Regions from separate parts of the Homo sapiens genome. Here region 1 is linked to region 2. A link is a contact called in ENCODE Hi-C or POLR2A ChIA-PET data. All regions are on one chromosome and are shown on one strand. The core of a region is the stretch at or near the end of the contact, and the rest is flanking DNA. Distances in the headings are between cores, read along the strand shown.

Region 1 (4,023 bases), core at 1,309-3,808, 86 kb after region 2:
TTACTAGCCCATCAGATGGCTCCTATCATGTGTCTATTGGCCTGAAAATCATGTTATAAAATAGGGGAAGGGAGTGTGTTGACATGCTTGATTATCCATCCCTAATTTAAATTGTTTAAATATTAATATCACTTTATGCATATACAATATAATATGCATGTACGTATTATATTCATAAATACATATCTTTACATCATTGCCTTAGCCAATATCTAGATATCATCAAATGTGATCATTTGTTAGGTTATTATCTTCACCAGTGACTATTGGTAAAAGAGAATGTGGTTGAAATTGGCCCTACAATCCCTTGACGGAATTGTCTTTTCTTGTATTTCACAAAATAATTGGAAATAGAAAATTAAGAATATAATAGGAAAATAAAGAATATAATTATATATAAGAATATAATTCTTAACAGGAAAATTAAGAAAATAATAGTTGTTTACCCCATAGTACTCTCACCCTAAACCCAAATTGGCAGATGGGCAGTGTGCTAGGTGTCAGTTTCAGGATATTGTACCCAGCAATTAGGTTAAGAGCAGAAGTGGAACCAGTGGCTTAAAACCCACTTCTTCCAGGAAATTATAACCCCAACTCCACCGTGACCTCACCCCCACGCCGCATCTGCTTAGCTTGCCTGTCCCCTTCTGGGGGCCGTGTCCACTTGTCTAAGCCCTTTGTTGTACTGAATCACACCATATGATCCCAGCAACCTGGGGGGATCTTCTTTTTTAAAAATTACTCTTCAAACAGAACCCAGCCCTGACTCTGTTCTTGAAACCATGTCAAGAACAGTGTAACTGGGACCACTACTCCAAGTGGTAATTTATTGCCAAATGAGTTTCACTTGTTTTCATATTATAGTTCTACTGTTTAAAATTCCAGGACAACTTTCTTTTGTTATTTATTTAAACAAAATGCCTTGAGTGTTTTTTAAATCCCACAATGATTCATACAAAGCCACGGAGGTATAGACTGTTTGTCCCACGAAATTTACTGGGAAAAAGTTGACATGAATGATGTCACACACTTGACCATGTACACTGTACCCAATTATTTATCCAACAAACATTTATTGAGCACCTAATATGTTCCTGACATGATGTTAAGCACTAAGAAAACAGAAAAATAAGACTCTCGTCTGGCTCTATTAGTCTGAGTAGGGAAGGCAGATATGTGATCTATTATATTATATTGCATAAGATATATTAAGTACTCTAATAATAATAGCAGAAAATACTTAAATAGCACATGTCATGAATCAGGCATTGTTCTAAATGCTTTAACTTATACTGTTCACTCTTCAGAATAACCTTATGATATAGATTCTTTTATTATCCCCATTTTATCAGTGAGGAAGCTGAGGGACAGAGAGACTAAATGACCTGCCCAAGGCAAACCCCTAGTAAGTGGCAGAGCTGGGACTTCAACCCACATGGTCTAGCTCTAGAGTTCATTCTCTTCACCACCACACAGAGGAGATGGCAACTAATTTGTCCTGGGAAGTAGGAAATAGTCCTAGTGAAGAAGGAATGCTAACATGTTAAAGGAAAGGAGGAGTTCCCCCAAGAAAAGAAGAGAAATTTCCAGGTATAAGGATAAACTTGAAGGCGGGGAGTACCTGAGGACTGCTGAGAAAGCTGGCGAGGCTGTCAAGCTGGGGGTGTGATAGAGAGTGGGGAGTGAGCGGGAGAAGAAGCCCTGCGTAGATGACCATGAAGGCCAGGGTCCCATGTCGGGCCCATTTGAGGACAGCCGGCTTTCTCACATCCCCTGGTCCAAGACCTCACCTCTAATTAAGAGCCATGACCTCACAAACACCACGTTGGAATCTGGGAAAGAGAGATGGAAAATAATGGTCATAAAATCTGCATGTGTAGTTTCAGTTTTCAGAGTTCCTTAGCACACATTCTCTTAACTATACTTCATGTTTTACAGTTGAAAAAACAGACGAAAAAATAAACGTTACTCAGGAAATAAGTGCAGAGCCAGGCCTCGGACCCAGGTCTTCAGGTTCCTTAGCTAATGTCCTTTCCACTGTGACCAACAGAGTCCATCTCCATCACTGTACCCCCAAAAATCTCCAAGTGTCCATTCTGCTAGTTCTGGGCCCAGGAGACCATAGTCACACAGATAGGAAAGGACATTGAGAACACTGAGACTCCAGAGGAGGCAAATGTACCCATGGTGAAAATGACATTGGAGTGGGAACCAGGAAACTGAAACTTCAGTCTCATCATTATCACAAAATCACAATGTGACCCACAGGCCTTGGTGTCCTCACCTGTAAAAGAAGAATGCTCAGGATAATTTCCAAAGGGCCTGTCTCGGCCTATCTTTCCGCCTCCGTCACCGTCTACATGTAGCTTAATTAGTTTAGTCAACTGCTGTTTTTAGCCATCACTGAGTGTTCAGTTCCACTCAAAACAGAGCTGAGTTGACAGAACGTGCCATCAGAGCTGGAAGCTCAACATCCGGGACACAGCATCAGAGATGTCTGTATTCTAACCAAGTTCCTCTCTTCAGTTTAAGCTAACCTCGAAGGGCCCAGCATTTCCATGCCCCACTGTGGGGTCTGCTTTGTAGCCTGAAATGAGATATTTGTCTCCTTATTAATAACCTCACACTCTCTGAATGCATTTTAAAAGCTCACCCGGTTCAGCAACCTGTGGGCCTGTCTTTGTTATTGTTGGTTGGAGTCTTGCATACTTGACTTAAAAGTTAGCACCAAATGCAGCTTTATCTGATCAGGAAGGCATGAAATAGAAGGAATGGGTAAATTTCCTTTGCAAAGCAGACACCCCTGGATGTGTTTTTCATGCTAGAGATATGAATAAATGGCAGACGCTGGTTCTCACCAGGCAAAGTGAGTGCCAATGAGGTCACAGGGAGAGCAGTGAGCATGCAAAGATGACAACAAGGACTCCATCTACCTGACCCAAGGGAAGGGACAGAGGAGACCTAGGAGGTAACCAGGGCATAAGTAATTATCTCCAGTGACAGAAAGCCAGGGTTTGGTGAATGGTCAAGGTAAAGTGGAAAGGCAGGCCTTGAATTCAGGTCTCCTAACCCCTGGTCCTGTACCCCTTTCCTCTGCACATGCTGCTGCCAACACTTGGATCCAAACTTGCACTTCGTAAAGGCAGAGAATATTCTGCTCATTAATGTGAGCTCAGGGCTTGGCATACAAATTCAAGAAATTCTTGTTGAATTTCTTGAACTCTAGCTTGACTAAGGAGAGAGGCTGATCTTTATTAATTTGCTGAAGTAGGAACATAAAAAAGTTAAAACCCTTACAGTGCCTGCAGTGCCATATATGAATCTGGCCCCTGTGATCTCTCTGACCTCACCCCCCTCTACTTCCCTCATTGCTCACTTCCCTCTAGCCACTCCGGCTATCTTGTTGTTCCTTAAACATGCCAGACATACTCGTGCCTTGGGGTCTTTGCACTGGCTGTTCCCTCTCCCTGGAATGACGTTTCCTGGATACCCTCATGGCTAATTTCCTCTTTTCCCTCAAGTTTATGTTCAAACCTTACCTTCTGTATAAGGCCTGCTCCAAACACCCTCCTTGAACATGTAACCCACCCCCGACTTCAGTATTTTCCTTCACTCTTAGGCCGCTCTGTTTTTTCTATGGCATTTTTTTGCTTTCTGTATGCGGTTTTTATTTTTTATGATTGCTATTTATTATCTGTTCATACCTATTGGAATGCAAGTTCTATGATGGCAGGGATTTTTTAATTCATTGATGTACCCTACAGGCCTAGAATAGTGTCTGATATGTAGTAGACTCTCAATAAACGTTACTGAATGAATGGTCTGCAAAGTTACAACATAATTTTATTTCATATAGAAGTTTTCTTTCTGGTCTATCCAAGTGCGAATAAGCTAAACTGTGATAGAACCAAGACTGTCTTTGGTGCTATGGGGTTGTCAGGGAGCAGGGACTCTGTTGCCTTTGTCCAGGGCAGAAGGAACAGCTGTGGCCTGAGTCACTGATCTTTTCCCCCTGGGCCTGGG
Region 2 (4,008 bases), core at 103-2,602:
AATTTAAATCAGCCCACACCTGCACCATCAGCCAGGCTATCCTTACAGAAACGCTTCGAACATCTTATTCCGGAGCACCTCAAGCGGCTGAAAAGAACAATTTATTCCCCGCTAAAGAACAAAATACTGACATTGAGTTTGTCTTCTTTGGGGTTGGAGGAAAGTTGAGATACTACTCATGAAAAGGCAGCTATGTTTGGCCCTGTGGTGATTTAGATTTACTATACAAACCAACAACTATTTTTGAATGATGGAATTAAGTATTTACACAAGGAGACTTAGCTCTTTAGCTTGGTTATGTCCTGCTGTTTATGTTACATGATCAGAAATCTTGTGAGTGCTGTTTTAGGTGATACATCACCAAGAATTCTTACATTAGGAAAGTAACCATATTATCTGAGATCGTTTGCTGTAGGGAAACCTGCAGCAAATTTTGCACTAGCTAAATTTGTTTAGCTAAATTTTGCACTTTACAAAATAATAGAAAAATTCATTCGACTCTCCCCTCAATGTATAGCATGGTCGTCTCATCACCTTGCAGTTTGTCTCATATGCTTGTGTTGAGCTCTTTTAACAGGACTTCCACCAATAAATTCAAGTTTTTATTCTTGTTTATAACCGGCATTTCCAGGTCCGGCCAGGTCCAAAAAAAAAAAAAAGGAATTGAGGGTTTGCATCGTTTTTCAATATAACTGGAAGCTGTTTTATCACTTTGTATTTTGAGAACCGCTCCCTTTCCCGCACACGCATTGCTGCCTCCTCTCGGGCTTGGTTAATGAGTCTGTGCGCCAAGCCAGGTCGCTCCGGGCAGTTCGCGCTTCCGCGCCTCGGCACTCGGATGACCGTGTCCTATTCGTCTCTCTCGTGAATGTCGCTGAAAAAAAATAAAAGTTTGTTCTAAGCCCGTGGCATTTCCGCGCGCAGATGGAAAGGCAAGTGGGAGAGGAGGGTGCAGGTGCGGGGCGGGCGCGGCGGCCCCTTCAGGCGCCGGGGGCTGGGCTGCCCCCGGCCGGGAGCAGCTCCGCTCCGCGCACGTGGCTGTGGGCGCTGCGGACGGGGGACGGCAGGCGGGGGACGGCAGGCGGGGAGTGGAGGGTGCAGTGCCCGCAGGTGCCGACGGCTTCCTCCCAGAGCCCTTCGCGCCGCGCCTTGCCTGGCTGGTGGCGCGGGGAAACCATGGCAGCATTGCGGCTCCGGCGGGCGGGCTCTGCGCGGGGCCCCACCGAGCTTTCCGGGAGCCTCTCCCGCAGCCGATGGGCATCTAGGGGCGCAGAACGAAGAGTGGGCGCCGAAACGGGTGTAGGCGCTGGAGGCCGACGGGGAGGCCCGGGGCGGTCAGGCTTCTCGGTAGAGAGGGCCGTGCACCTCGCGGCCTGCGGGCTAAGGCGGGGAGCCGCTCCTGCGGCGGCCGGGCGCGCGGACTGGAGGGAGGGAAGCGCCACGGACTGGGGAACCGGGGTGACGGGGAGACGGGGGGGCTGGTGGGGTGAGGTCGGCGGGCAGCAGCCAAGTGTTCTGCAGCTCCGAACCCCGCCACCCTCTGGGCGAACGGAATGGCACCCGCGGAGACGGGCGGGGACGGGCGAAAGCGGGTTTGCTCCGACCCGAAGCTGAGCCCGGGTTGGAGGGCGAGACCGTAGGCGAGAATGGCCGCGCGGGCTGGGAGACCCGGGCCGGTATGGAGTGAGTGGAGCCGCCCGAGGTAGGGTAGTTGGGGATGGTAGTTGTGAAGACAGTCGGAGTCTAGCTCCGGGCAGACGAAACACCGGGGCGCGCCAGGGTCCGTTTCCTCCTTCTCTCTGCTTTCCCACCAGCCCTGTAGATACGGAGCCAGCAGTCGGGCTAGAGCGGAGGCTGAGGGTCGCGGTTCCAAGGGCGGTCTCTCGCCCCGGGTCAGGCCCCACCCCGCGGTGGCGGTCGCGTGGCGCTGTCCTGGAGTTGAGCTGTCCCCGCGCCGCGGCCCGCACGCCCAGGACCGCACACCGCCGCCCGCAGGCAGAGACGCCTGCAACCTCGCCCTCTCGCCCGGCTCCCAGCTCGGGGCTGGGAACCGGAAAGGTGCATTTCCGTGTGGGGTGGGGGCGATTCCCGGCTGTCGGCGGTGGGGCTAGGCCTTGCGGCGGATGAGCCAGACCTTCCCGGCTTTCCAGCCAGCCGGGTTCGGGATTTCCCGACGGTCGGACGGGTGGAGGCGAGGATGGGCCGCTATCCCCCAGCCTCTTCAGGAAGAAGCCGTAGGGCCAAGGAAGGGATGGGTGACGGGGCTCACACCATTCCAGCGCTGCCCTCGAACTCGCGGGCCTCCGTTCCCTTTGCAGTCACTTGGTGTGCGCCCCAGTCCCGGGCAACATTACTGCCCGCGGGCGCCTTGTGTGCATGGCTGCTGCCTGCGGCGCACCGGCCTGAGCCTGGAGGGAGGTGCGGGGCGGGAGAGGCGGCCCTCCCTGGGTCTCCCCTGCCTGTCACATCTGCACTTATTTAAAGCTCGGCTGGTGGTCCGCGCTCTCTGGAATGCCAGTTGCGGGCCTGGCCTCCTACGGCATTTGCACTGATTAGCTAGCGGGTCATGGGGGAGATGAGGGGCTTAGGGGGGCAGACCGGAGGTTCACAGTATTCCGCCTGCCTCTGTCCCGCGTGCTAATCGGAGCCCAGTGATTCCCGCTGCACCAATGGCTGAGTGTGTTAGGGAGCAGAAAACCGAACTTGAAGGATGTTGGATGCGTCTGGGAACCGGCCATTGCCACTTAGTAGTATGTTGTGGGCCGGCGCGCACACATGACCCTAAATCTCTGCAGGCTCTAGCGCTGAAGCGGGCGGAGAAGGGGAACAAGTGCTGTGACCCCAAGTCCTAAAAGTTTGTACGCAGTGTCTGGGATATGCAGTATCCTTGATGCGAAACTCTTAAATGTTTGCTGGTGCAAGTCCATACAAAACGAGGTTGGCCTGCCTCGCTTAAAATACCGTACACAAAGCGTAAAAAAGGCACGGGCAATCCGCATCGAGGACGCCACCCCAAGCGCAAGAGGCCCGGTGCAAATTCATCGCTGAAAAACAAGCTGGGTTCTAATTTACTGTGACTCCCACGGGCGCAGGGGTTGGGAGGAGAAGCAAAGGGGGACATTTTTTTATTTTTGAAGCCTCAAAAAGTTCGATCTGATTTTGCATTTGCCTTTGGACTTGGTATAATTAAGGGTGAAAATAAGGCCCCTCTGTATTTCTATTCCCCTTTGCTTTTCTGCGGAGCTTTTACCTCAGAGGAAAGTTGTTTTAGTAATCTGGGAAAGAGAAACCATGTGCTGAGTCAGCAAAAACGCGGCACCAGGCCAGTTCAGCTCAATTATACTGCTGTGTGTAATGTACACACTCTATATGCCTTTGTGGAAATAATGAAAAATATATTAGAATTCTCATGGCATAGCAATGCCCACGAAGCCTGTTGGCAGTTGAGAGCCAGATTTCCGTGTCTTCTAATACAAGGAAACAGGTTCTGAACATGTCTTCTAACAAGCCTTAGATCCAAGGCCACTTAATGTGAGAGGACAAGAAAAATGCAGTTCTCAAAACAACACAAAATATTTTACTTTTTTTTCAAATGGTCGTGTTACAGAATGCTTAAATACTCCTTTCTGCTTGTGTTCTTCTGACAAGTGTTCAAGGTGGCTCCAACAGATGGAATCTTAATTTTTATTTTGCATCATTAAATGCATTTCTCAAAACTGATTCTTGAAAAGGTCTGAAAAGTCTCCTTGCAAGTCCCGTTAGAACCTTGACCATGCATTCTCATTTGTGTGGAAGGAATAAATGTTTTCAGAGTCACTTGGAATGAAACTCTCTTAAACTACTAAGCAATTATTTTTCGGAATAATTGCTTTTAACTGTCCAAGTGTTACCTGAATTTGCAGTATGTGAACATTTCAGCTGTTAAGCAACAGTCTAAATTGTGCTTTTTAATGACACACATTCAGTATTTCTGGGGATATTTCTTCATAGTTATTTTAATTCTAAGAG

Evidence for each region. Hi-C counts contacts between places; a loop is a spot of excess contacts on that map. ChIA-PET counts read pairs that join two places held with the same protein, here RNA polymerase II (POLR2A). Pooled maps may share reads with other maps.
Region 1: a map of chondrocyte shows a loop between it and region 2 (2.1-fold over the local background). The contact joins the promoter of LINC01121 here to the enhancer-like site in region 2. A Hi-C loop is called at or near these places in 3 of 168 maps with a recorded cell type or tissue (ascending aorta, breast epithelium and chondrocyte) and 1 of 50 pooled maps. POLR2A ChIA-PET finds 5 or more read pairs at or near these places in 3 of 52 experiments (HEK293, MCF 10A and activated T-cell).

What each region holds. Positions count from the first base shown.
Region 1 is chr2:45,252,383-45,256,405 of GRCh38, forward strand. It overlaps LINC01121 (long intergenic non-protein coding RNA 1121), which reads right to left and starts at 2,559. Exons shown (of 6, transcript NR_033831.1): 1 at 2,285-2,559.
Region 2 is chr2:45,168,004-45,172,011 of GRCh38, forward strand. No RefSeq gene overlaps it. Among named protein-coding and RNA genes, the nearest start is that of LINC01121, 85 kb to the right of the region's middle. RefSeq lists enhancers at 1,089-1,589, 2,455-3,084. Within about 2 kb of position 1,353, at least 8 of the 41 ENCODE cell types and tissues checked have a DNase peak (open chromatin) inside an H3K27ac peak, as active enhancers do; they include ascending aorta, where a contact is called at or near this core.